Linked DNA regions of Homo sapiens: region 1 is linked to region 2. A link is a loop called in an ENCODE intact Hi-C map of the cell type or tissue named here. Cell type or tissue: gastrocnemius medialis. All regions are shown on one strand. Links, peaks and the distances in the headings refer to the core of each region. The heading gives the core; the rest is flanking DNA.

Evidence for each region. Hi-C counts contacts between places; a loop is a spot of excess contacts. Peaks named below come from ENCODE experiments on the same cell type or tissue, not always from the same donor. Only the 100,000 strongest peaks of a DNase experiment are listed, where the experiment ranks them.
Region 1: it touches region 2 in a loop (2.8-fold over the local background); 5 of 110 quality-filtered maps call a loop at or near these places.

The regions. Positions count from the first base shown.
Region 1 is chr6:163,260,133-163,265,571 of GRCh38, forward strand. All of the region lies in intron 4 of PACRG (parkin coregulated), which reads left to right. Among named protein-coding and RNA genes, the nearest start is that of PACRG-AS1, 62 kb to the right of the region's middle. In gastrocnemius medialis, for the core only: no CTCF peak of the experiment used is centred there; DNase peaks (open chromatin) are centred at 3,259 and 4,382; H3K4me3 peaks cover 1,054 bases; H3K27ac peaks cover 3,470 bases.
Region 2 is chr6:163,345,317-163,350,755 of GRCh38, forward strand. DKFZp451B082 (a long non-coding RNA gene) reads right to left here and starts at 1,717. Exons shown (of 4, transcript NR_033862.1): 1 at 1,063-1,717. In gastrocnemius medialis, for the core only: no CTCF peak of the experiment used is centred there; DNase peaks (open chromatin) are centred at 835 and 2,015; H3K4me3 peaks cover 1,307 bases; H3K27ac peaks cover 3,838 bases.

The sequences.
Region 1 (5,439 bases), core at 172-5,171, 85 kb before region 2:
TTTCCCTGCAGCATCGTCCAGTCCCCAAGCACTTCCATGGAGCTCTGCTCACTGCCGTCTGGGCCACCAGCCAGCACCTCAGCAGCCCCTTCAGCGATCGCTGGCATGGGCTCTGCCTTGGTCTCTCCTGGTCTGACGCCAACCCGGCCGCTTCATTTCCTGCGAGGGGAGCTCTCTTCAGCTCCCACGTTGGTCCAAATTGGTTTGGTCTCTTCTAGACCTCAGAGCCCATACACAAAGAACAAAGGCCAGTTAGTCTCCCACTCTGCAATTATTCAAAGTTCGGGCTTTAAAACGCAGAGATTTTTCTGCTTCATCTACCCACAGCTCAGCAACTGTATTTCTACACCTATTGTTATTCTATTTCTGTTCCTAATTGCTATTGTAGAAAACCGTGCCTAGCTGAAGCTTCGGGAGTTGCCAATCCGTGGGCTCCCTTCAAATGTAAATGTGTTATGCAAATGTCTTCTGAGGCTGGGAGTGGGATCCTGTGGTCTTCCCTGGGTAGAGACAGGGAAAGAATACTGCTGGGATGGCTGAGAAACAGAAGACAATCCGCTGCCCTCGTTATTTAAACGCTCACTGTTCTGAGATGGTTTCCTGTCTCCAACTTCCTCTCCTGCTCTAGCAGCTGAATTTAAAATACTTGCTACAGAACACTGCTTCTTCTGGGCAGGGAACGCTGCTGCTTAACCCTTCCATGCTCGTTCCCTGTGGGGACACAGCGTGTTGGCCAGCTGCACCTCTCCCAGGGTCTCAGGACCATGTCTGTAAGGTAGATGCTATTCGAATCTAGGAACCTTTTTTTTTTAATATGGAAAATCACCTATCTAAATAATGCATTGTCATCGTTAGCAAAACCTTAAAGCATCAGTACTGGTGGAGACCTTGCCATTCCAAGCAGAGTTCGAATCCTTCCAAAAACAGCCACGACATCAATGCAAAAAAAATGTTGTTTTCCAGGAGTGCTAGTCCCATCGGGAGAGCTCCTTCCCTCCTCCCTCTGTCTTCCCGGCTCCCCATGTTCCTGAGCCCGGAGCTGATCTCCGCCTCTTCTGCCCTCAGCTTAGCTGCCTGTCATCATGCCAGGCAGGCACTGGATTTTCTTTTCTTTCTATTTTTTTAATTTTACTTTAAGTTCTGGGATACATGTGCAGACAGTGCAGGTTTGTTACATAGGTAGACATGTGCCATGGTGGTTTGCTGCACCTATCAACCCGTCATCTAGGTTTTAAACCCCGCATGCATTAGGTATTTATCCTAATGCTCTCCCTCCCCTTGCCCCCCACCCCCTGAGGTGCTGGATTTTCACTGTCCTGAGATTTTCACTCTCCCTCATACCCTCTTTGCTGGCCTCCCATTATCACCAGCAGCAATTTGGTCCAAAGAAAGTTCTCAGCTTCTGAATGAATGAGCCCTCAAACCCATGAGCTCCTTGACTCAGTGCTTATGCTGTGCTGAGCCAGGCACTCGCAGGACACTCGGCCCTGCTGGTCAGCCCTGCTGGCCGGGGGCTCCACATCTGTGGATTTGGCAAAATGCAGATCTGAAATACTTGGGGGGAAAATATGCCTGTACTGAACATATACAGAAATTTTTTCTTGTCATTGTTCCCTAAACAATAAAGTATAACAACTATTTACATAGCCTTACATTGTGTTAGATATGATAAGTAATATAGAGATGATTTAAAGGATACCAAAGGTTGTGCAGGGGTTATACGCAAATACTGCACCATTTAGTATCAGGGACTTGAGCATCTGTGGATTTTAGGATCACCCGGGGTCCTGGAACCAATCCCCCAGGAATACGGTGGGACAACTATATTAATTAATTAACCTTTTTTGCATTTATCAGTAGTTTCTGTGTTCAATATTGTCTATTGCTGCTATTTCCAAGATGTGGGGAAAAGGTGACCACAAATATATAGAAATGTATTCTGTGCATTCTAAAATAAATTCTAAACTATATGAAAGTAGAGGGCAAAGCAGAAAATGCTGGAAAAACGGCCCTGGCCCAAGACTTTGAGCTGTTTGTCTTTCGTTTTTCACACTGTCGTGTTACTCAGTAGTCCTGGCAGCTCTACTGTACCATTCTGAATTTCAGAGAAAGAAAGGGGAGCTAACTCTGCCCTGGAATATTATTTATGTTCTAAAGTGCTAAAAGTACTTTCAAGCGCAATTAGCTTATTTAAGAGGCAGAGATTATGTTGTTCTCTGCCTACCTCATCGGGTCACTGGGAGGATCACAGGCGGGGGAATATATATCTGTGTTTTGAGCACAGTAGGAAGAAAATCTTTGTGTAAATTCAGGTTGGCTTTATAATGATCCGGCAAGATTGGAATATCTGATCAAAGCGAATCACTCTGATCTACTCAGTTACAACATGATCTCTTTTTTTTTTTCAGATCTAATAATATATCACAAATTGACATGTGCTTGTGAGAATGATTTGTGGTTGATCTCGATGCTCAGACATGGCCATCGGCATTCCAATTATTCCCTCCCCTTTACTTAATTTCACTACAGACTTGCCCCATAGCTCATGGTTCTATAACAGTCTCTGACTTCATCACATTTTTATCAGGAAACAAATGGATCACTGGCTTGCACAAAATACAAATTTAGGCCAGGTGCAGTGGCTCACACCTGTAATCCTAGCACTTTGGGAGGCTGAGGCGGGAGGATCACTTGAGCGCAGAAGTTCAAGACTAGCCTGGGCAACATAGTGAGACCCCCCCCCCCATGTCAACTAAAAATTTAAAAAATTAGCCCAGTGTGGTGGCGCATGCCCAGGTAGTCCCAGCTACTCAGGAGGCTGAGGCGGGAGATCTCCTGAGACCAGGAGGCTGAGGCTGCAGTGAGCTATGATCACACCACTGCACTACAGCCTGGGCAACCGAACAAGACTCTCCCTCAAAAATAATAGTAATATATAAATTTGTCTGCAATTGTGAAAAATAAATAAATTTACATACTAGATCCAAGGCCCTGAGTTTTAACTTGATAACTGGGGCCAGGTATCTTACAGACCCCAGGAGGCCTTTCAAACCCGTTACTTGCGTCGTCATGCCAAGGGGCTGAGAACCCTTCCCTTCCCATCCCGAGAGCCCAGAAAGAATTCTGCAACTGTCTGTGAGCCAACTAGACTTGAACAGGCTAACTGACCTGCTACTCAGGAAAGAAACATTAGCTTGCTCACAAGAGCTTCCCTCACAGACTTGGTACAGAAGTCTAAGGATCACGTGGCGGCCGCAGCCTCTGTGTTTCTGTCCCCTGAGTCAGCACGTACAGAACACGCTGTGCGCCAAGGACCAGACCCTGCTGTGGAGAAAGCTACAGTGAAAGGTCAAGTCTGTGCAGAAATATGTGACTATTGAACACCCTCCTCTTCTCAATCACAAAAGCTCTTTATAATTCCTCCTCTGCAGGCAAAAACTGTGGGAAACTCTCACATTAGGCAGAATTTTTTTCTGACAATATCTGGAACCAAAGACCCACAGTCAGGTTAAAAATCACATTTTCATTGAAACAGTTTATGAAAAGCCTATTACCTAGCAATTTTATATTTGAATGCAATTATGTTAATGTTATTAGTACATTATGAATGGTACTAATATGATTATTGTTTCATGTGGTATTACAGGAAATTAATTCAAATGGATTTACATATTTTTTAGATAAAGGGCACTGCTAACACGGATAAATAAGAAGCCTGACGTTACTTTAAAAACAAAAGATAGCACTGAGAAAGCCAGGTTGTGACTTCATTTGTAATACTAACACACCATTTTTGTGCTTTTTTGTTGATGTAAATATTTTGCAATTTCCAAAGTGTTTTTCTTGTTGAATGCAGCAATCTGAATTAATTTCCCCAGCCTCTGCCAGTGTGCCTTTAGCCCATTTTATACTTGAGGGAGTTGAGAGTCAAGAGAAGGAAACTTGCCCCAATTTATACCCAGAATCCAGACAGTGCAAGATGCAAACTCAAATAGCTGAGAACTCAACTCCTACTGTTAGATCATCGGGGAATGTAACTTCTCACGTCGAATCATTCAGAGTTGTAATTAAGTAAGGCCGGACCTCTGGAAGCTCTCCTTCCCTGGATTTTGGTGAAAGGAAATGCTTGTTTCTGCACTGGGCAAGGCTGATTTCCATCTCACAGTACACTTTCTGCATCTCCTGCTTATCCAGAGGAGACCCCACCAGCCTCCCGAGCTCCATCGTCCCTCAGAGTCACTCCGCATCCACTGCGCACTGCTCTACACACTGCTCTGGGCTAGTCACACTGTGCTGCTGGAGACAAAAGTGTGAGCACAAAACAAGCCAGCAGCAGGGGACACTGTGTGCACTCAGCCCATGCAAACAGTAGGTGCCAGCCGAAGTCGTTCAAGGGCGACAGAGCGGTCACAGGTGTGGTTGAGAAGAGCCGCCCAGAAACAAGATCTGGGCTGGGCCTAGACAGAGATTGGTGGGGCAGCTGAGGTGAGGGGAGCTGTGGGTGCAAGGGCAGAGGGCAATTTGCAGGGTATATACACGGTGAGGGCAGAGCTTCCGCTGGTTGGAAAATAGGGGGTGAAACTGAGTTGGGGACAAACTGCAGATTACCTCTAGGCTTAGGACGGAGGAGTTGCTGCCAACTTTTAAACACCTGAAATTGATAAGGGAGAAGCTGCCTCTGCCAAAACCAATCTGGCAACTGTGCACAGAAAAACAGGTTAAGAAACGAGTCTTTCGCAAGTATGTAGGCCTGGGGTGATAAAGGCCTGAACTACCTAGGAGGGATGGCCTCTGCCCCAAGCCAAGGAACGCTATCAAATCTGATAAACTAGTAAGCTGGGAATGATAATTCTATGGTGATAGATCCTAGCAATGGATGATATGCTTTTAAGCTGAAAGTGCTTTGAGGACTAGTACTCTATCTTATTTGTCTATTTTCAGCTTGTAGTAAAGAGCCGGCTTCCACTCCTGCTGGGTGAATGAACGCATGCATGAACGAATGAATGCAGGCATGTGCGAATGAGTGGGCTCTAAAGATAGTATGTTGTAGATAATTTCCTGACTAATGATAGGGATTCCGACCCTGATAGGCTTACAGGAAGCTGCCTCTCAGTCGGTCCTGGTGTGGGTGGCTCCATCACCTGTGTGCAGGCCCCTTCTGGTCCGCATCCTTTTCCCTGGATGAGGAGGGCCTGCAGGCTGACAGTGACAGGTGTTCCTCCAGTGCCCGTCAGGAATGCCCGGGCTCCCTTCTTCTCCAGGGAAGGGGGTGGGGGGCACTCTTCGGGCCCGTGGGTATTTGTTTTAATGGAAGAAATGTGGGTAAATACAGTCTTCAAGCACAGAATGAAGTGAGGATAATATTAATTACTACCTTCGGTGATTGTTGTGAGGATTAAATGAGTTAATATATATGCATAGAGTAGTCGCTGATGTATA
Region 2 (5,439 bases), core at 83-5,082:
TGCTTTTTAAGTTTCTTTCTAAAAAGGAACCATCTTCTCCCCTCCTTGCCTTTGGCCATTAATGGGAGCCAATGCAACCCAGGTGTCCCTCCTCAGCCACATCCAGCCAGTGCCACTTCTGCTTCAAAGTACGGACAGAATCAAAGTACGTTGAAAATTAGGCTCAGGGCCGGGTGTGGTGGCTCATGCCTGTAATCCCAGCACTTTGGGAGGCCAAGGCAGGCACATTGCCTGAGTTCAAGAGTTCAAGACCAGCCTGGCCAACATGGCAAAACCTTGTCTATATTAAAAATACAAAAAATTAGCCAGGCATGGTGGCAGGTGCCTGTAATCCCAGCTACTCAGGAGGCTGAGGCAAGAAAATTGCTTGAACCCGGGAGGGAGAGGTTGCAGTGAACCGAGATTGCGCCGCCGCACTCCAGCCTGGGCGACGGAGTGAGACTGTCTCAACAAAAAAAGAAAGAAAGAAAGAAAATTAAGCTCAACTCCTAACTGCATCCAGGGAGGGAATCCTAGCTCAGCCTCAGAGGGGATGGGCTCCTCCCCAGTGCAGAGAAGCCCCTACATCAGCCCAGACCGTAGAAAGGAGAAGACAGCAGGAATTCTGGGAATCTTTCTTAGTGTGCAAAAGGGGCCACCTCCATGCAATTCAGGCATGGGGGCCAGGGCAGGTCCACAAAGCCTTGGCCACCTGTGAAGACCAGAAGCCCTGGCCTCGCTGGGGCCACTGAGTCAGGCTCATGGTCCTCGCCCCATTCCCCTCCAGCAGCCCTGTGGCTCCACCTCCAGCCTCCCATCGTTGAGACACAAGGACAGGGATCCACGCCATGAATCAGCTCGAGGGCTTCTTGGCTGCACAGGCCGAACCCTCAGGTCTGAACATCCCTAAAAATAAGGGCTGGTGTCAAGAGGTGGCAGAGAGAAACCCTGACACGGACACAGAAGGGAAAAGCACAGCCCAGGAGCCCCTTTCACATCAAAGCTTCTTTTTCTGGGGATGCCGAGGAACAGAGTACAGGCAAACGGTGCCCTTCACCTTCAGAAATACCCCGATATGCCTACTTTCCAGTTGAGATGACACAGCAGGAAACTTGAAAACTTAGTTTCTTCTGGTTGGAAGGCTCCTCCCGGCCACATGCCCACCGTCCAGTTCCCGCTCCCTCAGTGCCAGGCAGTCCAGAGGCTCCAGGGGTTCGGCTTGGACATAACCGGAGCTCCTCCGACTCCCCAGGCAAGCACTCTGTCATTGTCTTCCAGACTGTTCTCACAGATGCCCCGCAAAAGAGCACAAAAGCAGCCGCCAGAGGCCTGGAGCCCCGCCAAGAGGACAGGGCCCCCGGGACAGAGGGACAGAGGGGGGCTGTGCCCAGGTGGCCCTGAGGCTGCCCAGGACTCACTGGCTCCTGCTGCTCCATCCACACAGCAGACAGAGAAGCTTCCAGTCGGCAAAGGGCTGGGAACGCTGCAGCGCCGGCGCTCGGAATATTTGGATTTTCTGAATGTTAACACACTGGAAGCTCCTAAGGCAGCCAAGAGGCTATGAGCTCAAAAGCTTTGTGAGAGCTTTTCTCGGAGAGCTCGTTAATGTGGTCATTTAATGGCATAGTCTTGAATCCGAATCCTTAACTGGAGCTTTAAATAGGACTGATAAGTGCTCCATAGGCTTTGGGGAAGCGGATCAGGCCCATGTGCCCTCCTTGTCCAGGGGCACTGTTTGCAAAGACCACATGTGGGGCCAGGGCACAGGGGGAGGAGACCCACAGGCCAGGGCTGGGCAATGCGGATCTTGGCATTAAAAGCACAGGCCGGGTAGGATGGCTCCGTGTCCAGAGAGCGGCTTAGTGGAGTGGTAAGAGGCACATTCCGATTGCCTCGCTCCCTGGAGCTGCCTCCAGCACTACCATTAACTTGGATAAATCCCATAAATTCACCCGACCATGAGCACAAGTGCTGCTCAACCCACCCAGCCACCCCACCCGCAGGCCAAAAATACGAGGCAGCACTTGCCTAGTGACTCACATCCTCTGCCTGGGCCCCGCCCCTCCTGCCTATAGTCCTGCTTCGTGCGACCTTCAGGGAATATATAGAGTTGGGGGAGATTTCTCAGGATATTTTTGGGAGACAGCTGTTTGTGATTCAACTTGACAGTTATGGGTGGCTATGGCCAAAAGGGGGCTGGGCGCGGAAACTAGAGCTGGGGAACGTGGGCAGGGAACCGGTGGACGTGGAATTCCCAGTATAATGTTGCCTTATATACACTTACTAAGCGCATGGATGGGTGAATGAATAAGTGAAGGATTGACTTCTCTATCTGCCTTAGAGGGTGGAGTTGAGGTCAACCAAATCCTACTCAGAAATTTCAGACACGAAATATCAGATCCTAAATGAAGAATTCCTCTTCTGCAGTGTTCACGGCATGGCACGTGGTGGCCGCCACAGAATGATTCTCCCCTGTAATCGGTTTCATCCCCAAACCTTGGTGAGATGTAAACCTGCTCCTCCAGGCCTTGACTTCCGCAGTTGGGCCAAAATGTGTTTCCTGAGACTGTGTCCCCACTCGATCCTGAAATGTTCACTGCTTTCATGGGGGGAAATGAAGGAGGGGGATCTTGTTCAAACAAGATTGGGAAACACTATACACTACATTTCCCTCTTGGATTTTACAACATTCATTAACACTGAAGACGGAAAAGTCCTGCAATAAAGAAACCTGGTTTGTTTTTTTTATTTAACCCAACATGTTCCAAATTTACTTGTCCAAGAAGAACACATTTTTGCAAAGTCTCGGTGTGGTAGAGAGAACGATGCCCCCTCCTCCACCAAAGACGTCCACGTCCTAATCCCCAGAACCTGTGAATACCTTACCTGGCAAAAGGAATTTTGTCAGTGTGATTCTGTGAAGGATTTGGGGATGGAGGGATTGTCCTGGATGATTCAGGTGGGCCTAATCTACTCACAAGGATCTTTAAGAGAGAGGCAAGAAGATTAAAGTCAAAAATGACAGGACGATGACTACAGGACAAGTTTTGAAGAGGAAGAGGCCACAAGTCAAAGAATGTGGGTGGCCTCTAGAAGCTGGAAAAATCAGGGAAATGGATTCTCCTGTGGCATCTCTGCAAGGAACACAGCCCTGCTGACACCTTGATTTTAGGACCTATTTCAGAGTTCTGACCTCCAGAATTCTAAGAGAACCCATTTGTGTTGGTTTGAGCTACTAAGTTTGTGGCAATTTGTTACGGCAGCCATAGGAAATACGTATTGATTACTAGAATTTGGGAAGTGAGGACACCCCTGCTTAATGATCACACACTGTAAATATGTGTCCCCAGCAGCCCATCTGCTTCTCAGCTTCAGGCCCTCCTGGAGTTTGTGTTTGTGGATATGGTAAAAAGCTGTTGAAGGATCGCATCCTTGAATAAATCAGTGTCTGTTATTACCTGTTTTTCTCAAAGCTGGTCCCATAGAGCTGGGACTAACGGGCTGAGCTTCTGTTTTCATGGCTGGCCCAACACAAAACTGTGAAAAGTCTCCTCTGAGGGGACACAGCTGGGAAGAGCACATGCCAATGTTCTGCCCAGGAGTGATGAGTCTCTAAGAGTTAAGGGCCCTGCTGTGAACATCCTGACCTTCTCAAAGTTCAGGGACAAATCTAATTAAAGAGGCACTGTCACACTTCTCAGCCTTCTCCACAGAATCCTTTGGGAAACCAGTTCTATGTCAGTGTTTCGGGCCAAGAATCAAAGTGACCAAGATTCTCAGAACAAGCCCCTGATGGATGTTTTGATGTAAAGGTCAGAGAGGTTGAAAAACAAAGTGTAAGAAGCATAAAACCATCCTGCCAAAAGTTTTGCAAAGGAGACCTGCATCCGAAATGAAATTGCTGAGTCAGAAGAATACCTCCAAATTCTTTGTTCTTCACCTGTTGGGTCTTTAATACAGAAATTCAGGAGTTTGTTGAAACCCATAGTTCACTTGCTTTGGAAGCAGTTACAATGTACTGTTCTCCAGGGAACATCCACCCGAGTGACACAGTACGCAGTGTCACACACAGGCCCCATTGTGCGCCTGCCCCCAAGTCTCTGGGTTCATTGTTTCCTTTGGAACATTCGCCCCAACCTCCACGCATCCAAGGCCTGCTGTCTCCAAGGCCTGTGCCTCCAATAGGCTGCCCTGGCTCACCAACCAGAAACAATCTTTGGCTCCCTAGAGCAGTGAGTCACCCAGGCCCTGGTCTCTCTGGGGGTGCCTCAGTTCTGTGCATGCCCTGCCTCCTTCCTCTGGTCCTATGTCCAGGGAGGGTTTGTCCTCATCCGGATCCTTTGCATTGCACCTACCAGGAACACAGTCTACTTTATGAAGGAAACATGCTCAAAGCATTCCGGTTCTTTCCGAGTCCCAGCAAAGGCTTTGCTGCCTGGCTGCACAGCGTCTCTTATATTTGTCTCCCTGAGTGCATTGGTTTCCTTGGGCTGTCCTAGCAAAGTACCCTGGACTCAGTGGTTTAAATGACAGAACTGTCCCGGGTCTGGAGGTTGGAAGTCCCAGGCCAAGGTGCAAGTGGGGCTGGTTCCTGCTGAGCCCCGAGGAAGGCACGGCCCAGGCCTCCGCCTGGCTCCTAGGGATGGCCAGCAGTCTTTGGCATTCCTTGGCTTGTAGAAGCATCACCCTGGGGTCTGTCTTCCTCTTCACACATCATCTCACTGCATGCGGATCTGTGTCCACATTTCTTCTTTCTATAGGACACCAGGCATAGTGGATTAGGGGCCCACCTTACTCCTGCATGACCTCATCCTAACTTAACTAATTATACCTGCAGCAGCCCTAGATCCCCATAAGGTCCCCATCTGAGGTACTGGGGGTTAGGACAACATACGCATTTGGCAGAGGGCAGGAAGGGGAACATAATTCAACCCGTGACACTTTGTAACAGAACCCTCTTTTTGATTGAGGTGGCAATGTGGCCAGCCAGAAATGCTTCTCAAAACTCAGCTCTGGCTGGGCGTTGTGGCTCATGCCTGTAATCCCAGCACTTTGGGAGGCCAAGGCAGGTGGATCACTTGAAGCCAGGAGTTTGAGACCAGCCTGGGCAACATGGCAAAACCCCATCTCTACAAAAATTAGCCAGACATAATGGCACGCAACTGTGGTCCTAGTTACTTAGAGGTTGAAGTGGGATAATTGCTTGAGCCCGGGAGGGTGAGGCTGCAATGAGCTGTAACTGCACCACTACACTCCAGCCTGGGCGACAGAGTGAGACCCTATCTCAAAACAAACAAACAAACAAACGAAAACCCAGCTCTAACAAATGAGATGTAAGTGAAATGCTATTGGGTGGGGCTTCTGGAAAAAAGACTCGTGTACCTCTTCCCCCTTGCCCCTTCTTCCCTCCTCAGCATGGATGTGATTCAGGAGGCAGAGCAGCCACAATGAGGCTGAAGC